Regions from separate parts of the Homo sapiens genome. Here region 2 is linked to region 1. Evidence: read pairs that join two places in POLR2A ChIA-PET (ENCODE). Cell type or tissue: GM12878. All regions are shown on one strand.

The links. ChIA-PET counts read pairs that join two places held together with the same protein. Peaks named below come from ENCODE experiments on the same cell type or tissue, not always from the same donor. Only the 100,000 strongest peaks of a DNase experiment are listed, where the experiment ranks them.
Region 2: POLR2A ChIA-PET joins it to region 1 with 5 read pairs; 2 of 35 experiments call an interaction of 5 or more read pairs at or near these places.

What each region holds. Positions count from the first base shown.
Region 1 is chr3:171,407,873-171,415,872 of GRCh38, forward strand. The region is part of intron 1 of TNIK (TRAF2 and NCK interacting kinase); the gene reads right to left. Among named protein-coding and RNA genes, the nearest start is that of TNIK, 49 kb to the right of the region's middle. In GM12878, no CTCF peak of the experiment used is centred here; a DNase peak (open chromatin) is centred at 4,359; H3K27ac peaks cover 822 bases.
Region 2 is chr3:171,143,513-171,151,512 of GRCh38, forward strand. All of the region lies in intron 12 of TNIK (TRAF2 and NCK interacting kinase), which reads right to left. LOC105374216 (a long non-coding RNA gene) reads left to right here. Exons shown (of 5, transcript XR_007096163.1): 4 at 1,396-1,461. Among named protein-coding and RNA genes, the nearest start is that of MIR569, 41 kb to the left of the region's middle. In GM12878, no CTCF peak of the experiment used is centred here; no DNase peak of the experiment used is centred here.

The DNA.
Region 1 (8,000 bases):
ACATTCAGGTGCCTCGTGGCTGCTTCCCGTCTTCAATCCCTTCAGCAATCATGGTTCTGAGTCAGCTTTCATAACCCACAATGACACATCTATCTGAGGCACACATTCTGAGATAATAATGTCCATAAATGGCTGAAGATAAAAGAAAAAAATCATAAGACAGTATAATGGGAATCATAAGACAGTATAATGGGACTCATAACAAGATATAATTTCCATAAAAAACCATTTTGGTGGCAGCTTCTTCTAAAAAAGGTGATGAAAGTAAATATAACATCTCTCACATAATGTTTATGTTCTGTACCTTGTATAGATTCTATGTCTTTATTAAATAAATGAAAAGAAAAAAAGTCCACATAGACAAATAAAATACCACATTAGGGCTTTTTTTTCCCCCGCTCAATCTGGAAAATTTTGCAAAAAAGGATCTTTTATTTATGGAAGCCCTGACTTTCAAATCTTATTTAATAAGCTTTTAGGAAATGAAAGATACCGGTGGCTCATTTAGCCATGAAGGGAAGCTGCAACAGGAGCCAGGGCCTAGACTTGCCAAATGAAGGTGGCTGGAGGAAAGGGCTATCCGATTCATTCCGCCATGAAGGACTTTTACTTAGGGTCAGGTGACCAAGATTCTCTATGCAGGTCAGAAGACATCAGAAAGCAGGCCGATCTGGATCCAATTCAGCATCTGGCATCATTGACTGCCTCGGCCATGTCACTTAATCCTCCTGAGCCTCAATTCCCTCAATGGTGAGATAAGCTTGTTTATGGGACTACCCACCTCAGTAGGTTGTTGTGATGATTAAATGAAGTGCCATGCTAAAGGGCCTGATACCTACCAGACATACAACACAAACCACCCTCTTTCACCTCTTCTTATTTTCCCTCTGGCTGAACCCCAGTGGTATGGCAAGCTAAGCGTCTCTAAATATCAGGCGCCTCAACTGCAAACTGACAAAGGATAAAGTATGCGAAAGCTTTAAATCGCTATGCAAATGTTAGGAGATATTGTTATTAGTGCCAATCGGTACACCTCACTCGCAACTGCACATCAGGGAATAAGAGTAAAAAGCATCTCTCAGGGAGTTTCTTTCTACCCCACCTGTATACTGCTAACTATAAAGCATAGTTCAGCCCCCTTCAGGGACACTAATATAAAAGTGTCCCTGAGGGGGGATGAACTATGTTTTATAGTTATTTTCTTTTTCATTTTGTGCATTTAATTAATGCTTTTATTTCTGTGCTCATACTCTTGGGTAAAATTTGAGAAAACCAGAATTGGAAATGCTAAAGACAAATATTAGCAACAAGCAACTTGATATTTGCATATCCTTGCAAAGATCCAAAAGGAGCTGAATATGTGGAAAACAGGTAGTAAGATAAAGAAAAACAAGTGTTAAGAACAAAAGTTCTGTGAGTTTCTCTGGGGTGAAACTTGCCTAACAATCTTCAACACCCAGCAAAGTGTCCGGCACATGGAAGGTATTTGATAAACGATATTTACACCATCTGTAGGAACAACGTGACCTCAGTCTACCACTGACCACTAATAAAAAGATAAGCAGAAAACCAAACCTGAAAAATGAATATTACTCTAGCTGATATGTGTTTCTATTGACTAATTTATTGATTTTTAGAATGGCCATGGGTACACTACAGGGGTATATGGTCTTCAACTCCCAACTATGTAAACTCTGAATTCCAACTTTAAATTGTTCAAAATAAACAGACCAAAACAAGGCCTCTATAACCCCCATTACCTGTATTGTTGAGATGATGAGTTTGGGCAGAAACAAAGCCTGGAATGAAACCTCATTCCCGTCCTCCCCAGACACCACATACATCACATGGGTGTCAGAGAATCCTGTGCATCTAATCATTTTCAATTGTCATTTCATCTAGGATGCCAAATGTTAAATAATCAAGACTAAATTTTCTCTCTGTCTCTCTCCATCTTTAGTGCAAGCAGTATATTATGGGTTACCATACTATTCTTAATTTCTAATCATTTTTAGTGTCTTTTCTGCCAATTTGTAGGCTTTTCCTACCTATCCCAGTGTTTCTTCTGGCCTATGCAACACTTGCTTTGCATGTATATTATGCCAGAGAAAGGGAAATTTATATTCACCACAATTTTGTACAAACAAGCAAGGCAAAGTTAAATAAAAATTAGAATTCAGAAGAGAAGCAGCAATTTATACAGGGTTCTTTGGCCCTCTGCCAATCCTAAAAGAACTTTGATAACATCAAACTACAGAGGTCCCAGCACCTATCTGTAAAAAGAGAAATACACAATTCTCAGTACTCAAAAGCATCTTCTGGTTTGCTATGCTAGAAAACAAACCACCCTAAAACTTAGTGGCTTTAAGTAGTAATTTTATTATCTTTCATGGTTCTAGTAGCTTTTACTTTGCAGCTGAAGCTGGAATGATCTGAAGGCTTTTTCACTCACATGTCTGGCACCTTCCTGAGAAGGCTGGCTGACACCTCTCTCCATACAGCCTTTCTGGATGAGTATCTTCAGCTTCCTCACAGCATGGAGGTCTCAGAGTAATCAGCTCCTTGCATGGCAGCTGGTTTCTCAGGATATGAATGAAGGCTGCAGTCTCTTTAAGACTTTGCCTGGGCTGGGCGCATTGGCTCACGCCTGTAATCCCAGCACTTTGGGAGGCGGAGGCGGGCGGATCACAAGGTCAGGAGATCGAGACCATCCTGGCTAACACGGTGAAACCCCGTCTCTACTAAAAATACAAAAAATTGGCCAGGCGTGGTGGCAGGAGCCTGTAGTCCCAGCTACTCGGGAGGCTGAGGCAGGAGAATGGCATGAACCCGGGAGGTGGAGCTTGCAGTGAGTCGAGATCGCGCCACTGCACTCCAGCCTGGGCGACAGAGCAAGACTCCATCTCAAAAAAAAAAAAAAAAAAAAAAAAAGACTTTGCCTGGAAAATTGGTAGAGACTCATTTCTGCCATATTTTATATGTCAAATCAGTCATCAAACCCACTCAGATGCAAGGGGAAGGAGGTATAGACCCCACTTCTCAACAGGAGAATTGAATTGGAAGCCACCATTAATCCACTACACTCAGATTGCCTTGCATGGTCTGCATCACAAACAGGGCTAATGGCAGAATGAGCCCCAGTGGATCAGATTTGTGCACATGTAGATGTCCACTCCTGTAAAACATCAATAATCTTTTTTTTTTTTTTTTTAGAGACAGGGCCTCACGCTGTGTCACCCAGGCTGGAGTGCAGTGGCATGATATAGCTCATTGCAGCCTCGAATGCCTGAGGTCAAGCAATCCTCCCACCTTAGCCTCTCAAGGAGCTGGGACTACAGGCATATACCATCATGCCTGGCTAATTTTTCATTTTTTAATTTTTTTGTAAAGATAAGGTCTTGCTCTGTTGACCAGGCTGGCTGAGAAATCATAATCTTAATGTTGGGAGATTGAAAGTGGTGCTGGTCAACTGTGCTAGTTAATTATTTAGTGTGTTTTCATTTCACTGCTATCTTCCAAGTTTGGGGAATTTATTAGAAAAAATTAAAAAAGAGTTGCCTTTGATCACTGGCAATCATCAAATATATAAATTTATTGCATGTATTTTATAATGTCATCTGGGTAAAAAAAAAAGCTATTAATATTTTCATGGAGGTGCAACAGGTTTAATTCCAAATTTTGGTCACCGAAAGACTTCATGGCTCACCTTTTTATACTGGTCTTCCAAGCGGAAATGAATAGATAATTATGCAGTCCTGGACATACAGATTTAATTCCTGTTGTGAATATTCATTCAGATGAGCAGGAAAACTTCAGGTTATTTTAAATCAGGATGAGAAATCAATACTACTAGTACCAAAGAATATATCTGCATATAAAACTGCTCATTAAAGTCAGGCAAGGAAGACATAGCTCCCGGAAAGCCCCACTTAGAAATTACACCGAAGCTGATCCCCGCCAGCAACTTGTTAATGAATATCTCTGGTGTTCTAGGCCCTAGAAGAACACACAAAGGATGGGGCGAGAAGTTTTCCATTTTAGACGGTGACCAAGCCCTGTAGGAACTGGTTCTGTCTGAATCCTTTCTTTACCCATTCCTGATGACTGCTTGGTGGCTTTTTTGCCTTGGGTGCCTGCTCTTATAGCAGGTCTTCAAGCCTGCTGAGGGGCTTCTTGAGAAACTTCAAACCATCCTACTTGAGTTGTCCTTGCTCTGCAAAGTCCAAAAACAAGGTATGGCCAGTCTAATAACCCTTTCTCTTGGAGAAGAGGCAGTTCGTCCCTGTTCAAGAGAAGGCAGGAATGACAGGCAGACATCAAGTTCTTTCTTGCTTAACCAACATTAGGCAGACAGGGTCCACCCCAGAGCAGCAGTGTGTGATCACTGTTGACAGGTACACAGAGAGGAAGAGGTGAGCAGCAGCAACGTGGAAACTGGGTTAAGAAAACCCCAGGGAAAAAATAGATAGCTAATTAGAGTTTTCAAATTAATGTGCACAAACTGAAATGAATTTTCAAAGATGTTCCTCCTTTCCTTGTGCCAAAATTTAAGTCTTTTTCTGAGGTCCAGAATGTTACAGCCAACAGAACAACTTGGTGATAGAAAGCAATCATTTTTAAAAATCATAAAAGAGATTAATTGAGCCCTTATAATGTGCCAGGTGAGTACTGCGACTATCAGCATTTTACAGATGAGGAAAATGAGACACAAATAACTTTAATAACCTGCCCAAGAGCACTTAGAAAGCAAGAGCTAACACCCAAGTTTATACTCCTAACCACCACACAAAGTATAGAAGAAGGAGCAGGGCTTTTCTGACTAAACAAGACTGATATCTAAGTCTAACTCTGCCAATTACTGTGCTAGATATGTGACTTTAGTTTCTAAACTTTCTGAGCTTCAGTTTCCTTGCCAGCAAAATAGGGATAATACCATCTAATTCTTATAATTGGTTGCTGTGAACTCTCAGAATGTAGGTTTTCAATCAATGGTAACTATTTTTTTGTTATGCAGACCAGAGGGAACACAGCCAAGCTAGCAAAAATGAAACACAAGAATGGGAAGGAAACCTGGAAGCATCAGGAACATGCACACCTCATTTTCTGCCAAGCAGGCAAACTATACCTTGGCGAGAATTTCCTCTCCAGAGCCTCAACTCCTCTTTTTAAACACGGAATGGGCATAATTCTGGGAGATTTTGCATATGCAGTATTCATAACTCAGGGAAACAATGTGCATTTTCCTTTTATTTTTAACTAGAGATACACAAATACATGATAATATCATATGCGCATACATATTTTTACTTACATTCAATCTTTTGCAACTCTAATGGGTCCTTAAATCTGATTCCAAATTAAGTCCTTCAGACACGGCTCTGATTAAATAACTAGCTGGTTTCAGAGCCATCTGAGGATTTTTTATGCTAATAGGATAAAATCCAGTCTCTTTGGCCTACCTTCCTCTACCTTTCACAGTAATTTCCATTCTAATGCTATCACACACACATATCCCACCCCATGCCTCATCAGGAACTCTTCTATAAAGGACAAGGCCTCTCTGCCTGCTTGTCCCTGAACATAAACATCTTGCTCATTCCCACCTCTGCATCTTTGCACTGGCCGGATCCTCTCAGCATCACCCACTGGCTCATTTCCTCCAGTTCAAGTCCTACCAGTCTGTTAAGACCCTGCTAAAGGACCTCCTCTTCCAGCAGACCTCCCATGACCAATTTGGCCCCCATTAATCCATTTTGTTTTTCTACTGAATTCCTACCTGTGCAGACTTTTCAGTTTCATTTCTACATAATTTACTACTATGTAACTTTCCTTAGAGAAAAATCCTCCCTCCTCAAGGATACTATATGCAACTTGAGAGAGCACATGGTTAAGAGTACAGGTTCGCAGTCAGGCAGATCTGAAGTCAAATCCCAGCCTTGCCATATTCTAGCTGTATGACCTGGAGGAAGCTACTTAACTTCTCCAAATCGTAGTTCCTTCTCTGTCAAATGGGATTATAATTGTAGTTATCTCACATTGTTTGAAGGGGGGATTCATGCCTGGTAATATATAAGTGCTCAATAATGTCAGCTATAATTATTATCACTACCCATTTCTCACACGTTTTTAATCCCCCACAGCACCAGCTATCTATTAATAATCTATCTACCTATCCATCTATCCATCCATCCACCCATTTATGTTAGAGACTCGATGAATCTTTACCAATTGCCTAACTTAGACGTACCAATCCTTCTCAAATTTCCACTTCTCCAAGAAGCACAAAGCTGTTTCTACTTTATTAAGCCAGCATCGAAACTCAAGATTCCCCAGATAGGGTCTCACACAGAGCATGCTGATTTCCAGGAGCTTTAAATGGGAATGAAAAGTGATCATTCCCTTAGTTCAGATATGCTGGTTTGAAGAATAGCTGAGTAATTCATGAGGTTCTTTCAGGTGCATTGATCAGATTCTGCTCTTTAAGAAGCATTGTACCTTGAAGTAACTATTTGTCATTCCCCTTCCAAATGAGAGCTAGATAATAGACTGCATCTGTTTAGCAAAACTATAACAAAGGTCTAAATGATAATAATACCTTAGACCTGCTGGATGCATCATAGTTTATAAAGCACGTTCATACACATCCTTCATCGCATGCTTCCAGCAGCCCCAATCAGATAACCAGGGGGTTTATCTCAGTGTGCTAAGTGGGACTGCTCAGGCTGGAGAAGGTTCAAGAGCTTTCCCACAGGCCAGTTCATTGATTCAGATCTTCCAACTCCTACTTCAGTGTTCATTTTATGGCACCACAGGATTTAAAACTATTCGCATATCTTTACAAAGAGATACCCAGCTGGAAAGTGTGTAACCCACTGCTAATTTGTGTTTTGGTTAAAGTATCTATAGTATCACCTTGGAGATATAATGCAAAGCAAATCTGTCAAATGGTATTTAATGCAGTTCTATACTACCTGAGACTAAGTGGAAGACCTCAGTTGAAACTCTGTTTTTAAACTAGCCATTTTCAGTCTTTCGAGCCTGTTTTCCTAGAAGTAGAGTAGGAGTACACAGCATCAGCCTGCTGGGATTCCTTGATACCAGACTCAGCCTCTACTGTACTTGGACAGTCTTCCTTGGTCCAGTTTTCCACCAGTTTTCTACCAGGCTCCCCCTTCCTTACTGCCCTCCAGTTGCCCAACCCGCTGCCTGGCTCTTTCTCAGACATACAGAGTATGTACCATCTCAGTACCTATTCATGGGTGGTTCTCAGTGCATGGCCTGCTCCCTTTCCTTATTCACATTTCTGCACAAATATCACCTCCTCAGAGAGGTCCTCAAACCATCTAATCTTATTAACAACCCCAGACGCACTCTGCAACCACTTTCCCTACTGTTTCATCATAGCACTTAACCACTACTAGACATTTTACAAATGTTTCATCTATTTATAACTGGTCTTCAGCACTGGAATGTAAGATCTAGGAGGGCAGGGCTTTGTATTGCTCACCACTGTATCATCAGCACTTGAAAAGGTGACTGACAATAGGAAGCTCCCAATAAGTACCTATTGCATAAAGGAATGCAGCCTATAAATTTCCCTGTTTAAAATCTCTACCTCTTCCAATTTGAAAAGATTCTTATACATGAAGCCAAAAGAACAAAAACAAATCTCACAACTAAGATAAATGCACAAAAAAAATTAGTGCATGGATGGGACAAAGAACAAGTGTACAGAACCCCTAGGATTGGAACAGCCATGACTCCAACAACTGTTACAATAGTTACATCACTGGACCTAATGCCAATCAGTTGATTAAAAAAAAATTAGCTGGGCACGATGACTCAAGCCTCTAATCCCAGCACTTTGGGATGTAGAGGCGGGCAGATCACCTGAGGTCAGGAGTTTGAAATCAGCCTGGCCAACATGGTGAAACCCTGTCTCTACTAAAAATACAAAAATTAGCCAGGCGTGGTGGCTCATGCCTGTAATCCCAGCTACT
Region 2 (8,000 bases), 260 kb before region 1:
GTAAGAAACTTGAGGGAAAAGACAACACAGTATCCTCTTAAATTTCTTTGTAGAATTTTTCCTCCTGTCAATACTGACGGTATGGCTACCTTTCCATACCTTATAGTATGGCTATTTGAGTATATCTTACCAACTTTGCAATCTAGATTGAAAGCCGTGTGTGGGCAAGATCTCTGTTCCACTTGTTTTTATCTCCCATTGTTTCCATATCAGGCCAGCCACCAGTGATATTTGTTGTGTTGAATACTGCAAACTGGCTAAGTAATAGAAGAGGGGAGAGCCCTGCAGAGCTTTGTACCAGACCTTTACTCTTTGATGCCCTTCTTAAGTAGCTCTTATTGGCTGGAACATTCTTTTATATTGAACACAGACAGAACTGGAGAATGTTCTTCTAAAAAGAGCCACCTACAGTTGGCACTGGAATGTACCTGTTTGCCATCTTAGAGAAAGGCATGAAAAATAAGGGAATAAGAGTCTAAACTGGAAAAAAAGGGAAAGGGGAGAATCAAATAGCATTCCTAGATCTTATTCAAATTATACATAATGAAGATAGTGGTCCTGCTATCAGAAAAGAATGGCTGAAACCAACTACTCTAAAACTGTTGGCAGATTCTCCACCTATATTGAACTGCCTAGAAGTATATTTTCATCCATGTCTTCTTGTAGGCATTGCTAAAAGTTATATTCCTTAAAATTGGACATTCAGTTGCTTCTTATAAGTTTCTTAATTTTTTTTCCGGTGGGGAGATGATGGATAGAACCTACTGTTAAAGTTTTCCAGGCCCTAACAATTGTTGCCTTACTCTATGGAGTAGATAATCAGGGACTTCATGTCCCTTTTGTCTTCTGTTGATGTTCGCCAAGGATGATTTCTTTTTAGGACAATTCCTTTTTATTTTTATTTTAAGATATTTTAAATTTCTTATTTTAGACATTAGAGAAAGGCATGAAATATTTAAAAGTTCTTATTTTAAATATTTATGATTGACATGTAATAATTGGACATATTTATGGGGTACAATGTGATGTTTACATACATGTATAAATTATGTAATGATCAAGTCAGTGTAATTAGCATATCTACCATCTTAAACACTTACCATTGCTTTGTGACGAGAGTATTCAAAAACCTTTTATAGCTATTTTGAAATATGTAATACATTGTGAATTTCAGCCATCCTCTTATGCAATAGAACACCAGCACTTATTCCTCTCGTCTATAGCTTTGCACCCATTGACCAGTCTCTCACCACTGCCCCCTGCCAATCCTCTGGTAACCACTGTTCTACTCTTTCTTTCTATGAGAGTGACATCTTAGATTCCACCAGTGAGTGAGATCATATGGTATTTGTCTTTCTGTGCCTGGAATCTTTCACTTGATATAATGTCTTCCAGGTTCATCTACGTTGCTGCAAACAACAGAATCTCACTTTTTTATGGATGAATAGTACTTCATTGTATGTAAGTACCACATTTTCTTTATTCACGCATCCACTGATGGACACTTGGGTTCATTCCATATCTGGTCTATTGTGAATAGTGCTGCAATAAACAAAGGAGCACAGCTATCTCTCTCTTTTTTTTTTTTTTTTGAGATGGAGTCTTGCTCTGTCGCCCAGGCTGGAGTACAGTGGTGCAATCTCAGCTCGCTTCAAGCTCCACCTCCCGGGTTCACGCCATTCTCCTGCCTCAGCCTCCCGAGTAGCTGGGACTACAGGCGCCCGCCACCACGCCTGGCTAATTTTTTGGATTTTTAGTAGAGACGGGGTATCACCGTGTTAGCCAGGATGGTCTCGATCTCCTGACCTCATGATCCGCCCGCCTCGGCCTCCCAAAGTGCTGGGATTACAGGTGTGAGCCACCGCACCCGGCCACAGCTATCTCTTGAACACACAGACTTCCCTTCCTCTGGCTATACACCCAGTGGTGGGATTGCTGGATCTGGGGATCTATTGGGGGCAGTTTTGATCCTCCCTATGAATGCTCCCCTCACGCTACCTCTAGGTGGAGGCTGTGTGGCTGCACTTTCAAGCATGTGAATTTGTTAGTTAATTTTAATGAGGGAATAGTAATTTTGTCCCACCTGTTCAGGGGGCCCTCAAAGGTAATGCATTTATCCCAAATTGGCTATGTAGAATTTTTGCTGTTTAAATTCTTTGCAGAGAATATCACCTCAACCCTTAAATTCTGAATTGTCATTAGAGGTCTAGTTTTAAGAGATAATCCTCATGCATATTCCTCACAAGGGCTGTGGAGTCAGTCTTTCCTTTTTTTTTTTTTTTTTGTTTAAATGCTCTTCTTAGATTACTTTAGATAAGCAGAAAAGTACGCACCTACACCAGGGTGTTCTAGCTCTCATAGAAGTGACTTTGATGAACTGCAATGCCATAAAATTGCATTTTATGATGTCTTCAAAATAGCTGAATAAAGCTAACCACTGCATTTATGCCAGGAATATTGCCTCAGACATTATTCATTGCACTACTTACTAGGCAAGTGTATAGTTTTCAGTGTGATCTCAGAAAGCTTGTCTGAGTAACTGGTTTACTCTTATCTGATGGACAACATGAATCTCAACCACTTCACATCTGTCTCTTTTCTCATGTGTCAGGCCTCAGAGCAGATTGGTGACCGCCCTGGGCAACAGCGCTGGATGCCATGTTGTGCAGGCATTCTGTGCACTGACCCCGCTCCTGCCTGCATCTTCTTTCTCCGTTCTACTTTATGTTCCCTTCTACATTGTCTTCTTGTTTATTTTACTTTTAATTGCTGTATTAATCTCTTTAAGCCACCTTAACTCCTCCTTTTGGAATGAGGAAAAGTCATAATAAGCCAAAAAATGAGAAACAAATCTTGGCCCTGGTCCATCTTTTATATACATCATATTTCCCATTATATGGACCCAAGTGATATCCACATCTGAGAATTAATATCCTATAGCTGCAATGCAACGTGTCATTGGGATAGAGGGGTAGGCAAGAGAGGCAACAGGGCTTGGGGAAAGAATAAAATGGTTTGGAAACAGACTAGATTCTGGTCCTGCACTGCCACCAATACGAACACTGAAGACCACGTAGCAGCGCTCTGTAAATATGTGTTTGATGGCCGGGCTCACACCTGTAATCCCAGCACTCTGGGAGGCCAAGGCGAGCGGATCACCTGAGGTCAGGAGTTTGACACCAGCCTGGCCAACATGGTGAAAACCCGTCTCTACTAAAAATACAAAAATTAGCTGGGTGTGATGGTGCGTGCCTCTAATCCCAGCTACTCAGGAGGCTGAGGCAGGAGAATTGCTTGAACCCAGGAGGCGGAGGTTGCAGTGAGCTGAGATCGTGCCACTGTACGAGATTGTGCCTGGGTGACAGAGTGAGACTTCATCTCAAAAAAAAAAAAAAAAAAAAGTGACGAATGAGTGAATGTTGTTTGACCTTGAGTAAGTCACCTTCAGCTAAACTTTCAATGAGGGTATAGATTAAGTAATCTTGCAAATCTGTTCATTCTAAGAGTCTGAGCAAGGTTATGCTACATTGCAAAGCAAAAATCTAACCATTCAGAGTGAAACGAAGCAGAATTCTTATTTGCCCTTGGAGAGCTCCTGTTGCTTTTCATCTTGGGTGACCTCCTGAAAGCGGTGAGAGGAAACCCTACTGTGACTGTGGAAGACCCGAGTTGGCCTCCAGAGGACAGGAAAACGGCTGGTGCAAGATCAAGTCAGGCTCCTTGGGAAGTACCTCAAACCATCCCCTCCACCCAGGGGCTCTCTGTTCAAAGACACTCAGAATGAAAGGACCCAGTGTGGTCTTTTGAATTGACTGCACATCACACATGCCCCCTCACTTTAAATAGGACCATTCTGTATAAGCTTCACGGGAGCTATACTTGTGATGAGAGGTATTCCAGCTTCTGGGCATTCCATTTTCCCATTTAACGTTGCTAAAGTTTTAGTTTTGGAAAGATCATTGCAAACCAATGACTATAGGGTAAGGGCATGATTCCTTGTGACTAAAACTGGAGTTCCAAACCTTTTTTTATGTAAGGACACAAGAGTGATGAGGAAGCAGTCTGGCACCTCTGAATTCACTATATGACAATGAAATAAAAACAAAAATAATAATAACTATATGCATAATGAAGAACACTTACGTAGTGCAGCCTATGATGCCAAGCACTGTACTCATATTAACTCATTTAATTCTCACCAGAACCCTTTGAGGCAGGTAATACTGTCATCACCCCCATTTGACAGTTAAGGAAACTGAGGCACATCCAGGCCAATATCTTGCCCAAGTTCACTCGGTTGGTAAGTGCGAGGCCAGGATTTATATTCCATGCCTGACTCTTGCCATGCTGCCTCATTTGGGTCCACAAGAAGCATCTGTGTGTACAAAGTAAAAGATACTGTCTAATGCTTTTTAAAGTTGCCATTTTCCCCTCTTTCTATCTTTACTTGTTACCTACCTTAACTTGTTACCTACCTTAAAGCTACCATAGCTTTCCCAATGTTCTCAGAAATAGTAATCAGAGAACATTGGGAAAGCTAGACAGGCCAGATATAACTCATTCCTTTCTTTCTACACCTACTTTACACCATGAGAGATAAACTATCCAACCTACCCTTTGAGAGCTTTCCTGAAAAATTAACTGCCTAAGTGAAGCCTTTTCTTTGTGCTCACAGGCCAACTTTTGATTAGCAGACAGCCCCATGGCTAAGCACTGTCAAGCACATGTGTGCAAGCTGGTCTTTGCGGACACTGAAAGAGGCATGACAGTTCTAAACAGACTGAGCTTCACGAAGCGGTGCAGAAGAATTCTCATCCTGCCTCTTCCATGGATGCTAGTCAATGTGATTATTCACAAACTCCTTAGTGTCTCTGAGCCTCAGTTTCTCCTGGGAGAACAGTCACACGGGATTTCCCAGGTGTCATACAGAGGAGCAAGAATGGCCTAATGGACATCCCTAGTACCTACGACTCTGAATGTTAGTGTGAAAGTCAAATGCAGATGAAACCCCCAAATTCCTACTGTCATCATTCTGAAGCCTTAGTATGAGACCCTCAGACTGAGTCCTATGAAGACAAGCCAGTTATAAACCAGTTTATTAATACAGTATTTACAGAGAGGGCCACTCCAGTACTCCCGAGATGATACTAAAGATGCTAACTTATACGTAGAAAGGTTGCAGGAACTGGTAACATTTGTGGGAAAACATTATTAATGTCTTCACACATTTCTAGGGCAGATATGCAGGGAATTTCAGTTTTATTTGGCACAACCTGTATTAATGCAGGGATATCACAAGAACTCGAATCAACGAAAAGATAACTTTTCCAACATTAGGAGTTGTTCAAAAATAGAATGTGCTGCCTCAAGCCCACGGACATACAAGGAAAGATTATATGTTAAACAGGTTAGATAACCCTGTTTGAAGAATATTGCAAAAGGAATTCTTGCTTTGAGAGAAGAATTGGCTGAGATCACTTTTGAGGTTCCTAATATTCCCCAGCCTCTATGATTCTATAAAACCACTTACTAAAGAAAACAAGAATCAAAATAAAAGCAATTCAATTTAAATGTCATGTGAAATAAGATTTCATGTGAAACTATTTTGTTGTCATAGTTCTATGGTTAGGAATAACTAAGAAGACTGTGAACACACAAAACATACAGACTAGATGTAATAAAGGTGGTTCTGTGAAGACCTTAGACAACGGAGGGTAGGTCTGTGTGATGTCCATTGCATGCAGGCACTAAAAAGCCATCCCTACCTTCCATGCAAGGTACTCTAGATACACCAAGGATCAGCAACTGCCTAACTCCAGGTTTTTTTTCAGTATGAAATGCTGTTAAGTATAAAACACTAGCGTACTCTACCTTCCTATGTCTTAAAAGCGTAGGCAGGAGCCTGGGCAAAAGGACTCCAGATTTCAGTAGCATTTTACACTACAAAATAGGGATGTCAGCCCAACTCCCGCACTGTGGCAGGAAATCCCTCCCATCACAGGATCCAGGTGACAAAGCGGACAAAGTCAGAACTCCTTTGGCACAACACGTAAGTTAGAACAAGAAGCCCTTTTGCGATCCACTGGGAGGTGGGGTTCCTTATATCCATGCAGATGACACGGCTCCCTGAAACACAAGTGTGATTTACATGTGCATGCGATTACTGACCATTATCCAAAGCTCATGGGCACGCTTTGTCCTGGACAATGAGCATCTGGTTTGCCAGGATGGTTCCCAGCTGTTTCATAATTTCTGTTCAGTTATTGAAATAACAGAGCAAAAGCCCAGCTAGAAAGTGTTCAATCTTGTGTTGATGCTAATGACATCCAGGAATAAAAAGCTGTGCTGCCTCCAACTAGCCAGCCACTGCTCACAGGACACACTGGGACACCTGTGGTTAATGATTAAGTGAATTAAGGACCACTTCTCAGCAGTGCTGATGTGTTAACACTCCAGGCTCTGAGATGGGGGAATTAATTTTTCTTGCTCACAGTGCTTTCCTCTGGCTTGGGGCCTGGGAGTGTGGTCCAGTGGGTAGAAATGCTGCACTGGTAAAAAACCCACACGATTTTCCTGTCTCCTTCTTGTGCCCACTGTACTTGCCTAGGCTTCATTCAGCTTCAAGGCCTCACCCTGGAAAGAGATGACCCAGGGCAGCAATAACAAAGCAGGTAATGAGAAGCAAGATTCTTCCCTTCACATGTAACACTCTCCTTGAACTTATTCAGGTGTTTACTCAGTGCCAGGTACTGTTCTAAGTGGTTTGTATGTATTACATCCCATTTTATAAATGGTCAAACTGAGACATAGAGAAGTCATGTCTTGCTCAAAATTACAAAGGAAGTAAGTGGCAGATCTGAGATTCAAACCCAGGCAGTGTCTTACTGAACTGCCACGTTCTCACCCTTTTGGTGAAAGGGTCACTCGGAAGGTACTATTTCCCTGATGCAAGAAGCTTGTTATTCACTCAGCACAAGATCTCTGTTCCTTATGAACTTTATTTAGATATTGTTAGGAAATGAAATTTCATGCAGCCACTTGGTGGCAATGATGGGATCATAATTTACAGTGTTGGAAATGACAGCAAGAAATACTGATAAGATAATCCATCAGAAGGCAGTTTCTCCAGGGGAAGGTTCTCTAGGTTTCACTGGGAAAAGGAGACTTCCCAAGGTGGCAGTTGACCCTACTAAACAAGAAATCCGCAAAAGGACAAAGAATGGGCCGCCTCCTTGTCCTGACAAGGCCAGGACTGCAGGCTAACTCACCAGCAGATAAACAGCCCAGTAAGACATAACGAAAATGTGCTCTGGAAAAATGCTTTCAAAAGGGGATGAAAAAGTCAAGGTTTTACACTAAACAGGGAAGGTACATTAAGGAATTAAGGAAGACAGGGAATGGGGAAATGCTAGCTATAGACAGCACCATTAAAATGAAAAACAAAATTAACAGTACTATACTTTGAAATCATCAGTTCCAAAATAACAATAAAATATTCACCCAAGAATACCAATCCAGGTTTTGTGTTAGGCATTGTGCCAAGTCCTCTGTATTTATGGTTTCATTTACTTCTCAGCAATCATGAAAAGTAAATATTATTTTACCAAATGTGCATGTAAGGAAGCTGAGGTTCAGAGAGGTTAAGTAATTTGCCAAAGACCACACAGCTAAGATTAAACCTTGGCCTTGGCCTGTAAAGATAGTGTATTTTACCTCTACACGAACCTAAAGCTGGCCATCTAAGAACTATTAGACATTTATTGCTCTTAATGATATAACTGAATTCCTCCCAGTATTATAACAAATATTCTTCCCGAAGCATAGAAAGAAGCTTACCTATTTACATTTATTTTAATAAATCCAAAAAGGTTTTACTGTAGCACATAAAGGAGTTCAAACTTTGGAAATTTGTTTCCTTGACTTTGGTCAAAGGCACCTACACCAATAACAAGAACAACTCATATTTATTGAGGGCTCACTATGTGTTAGTGATGTCGGCA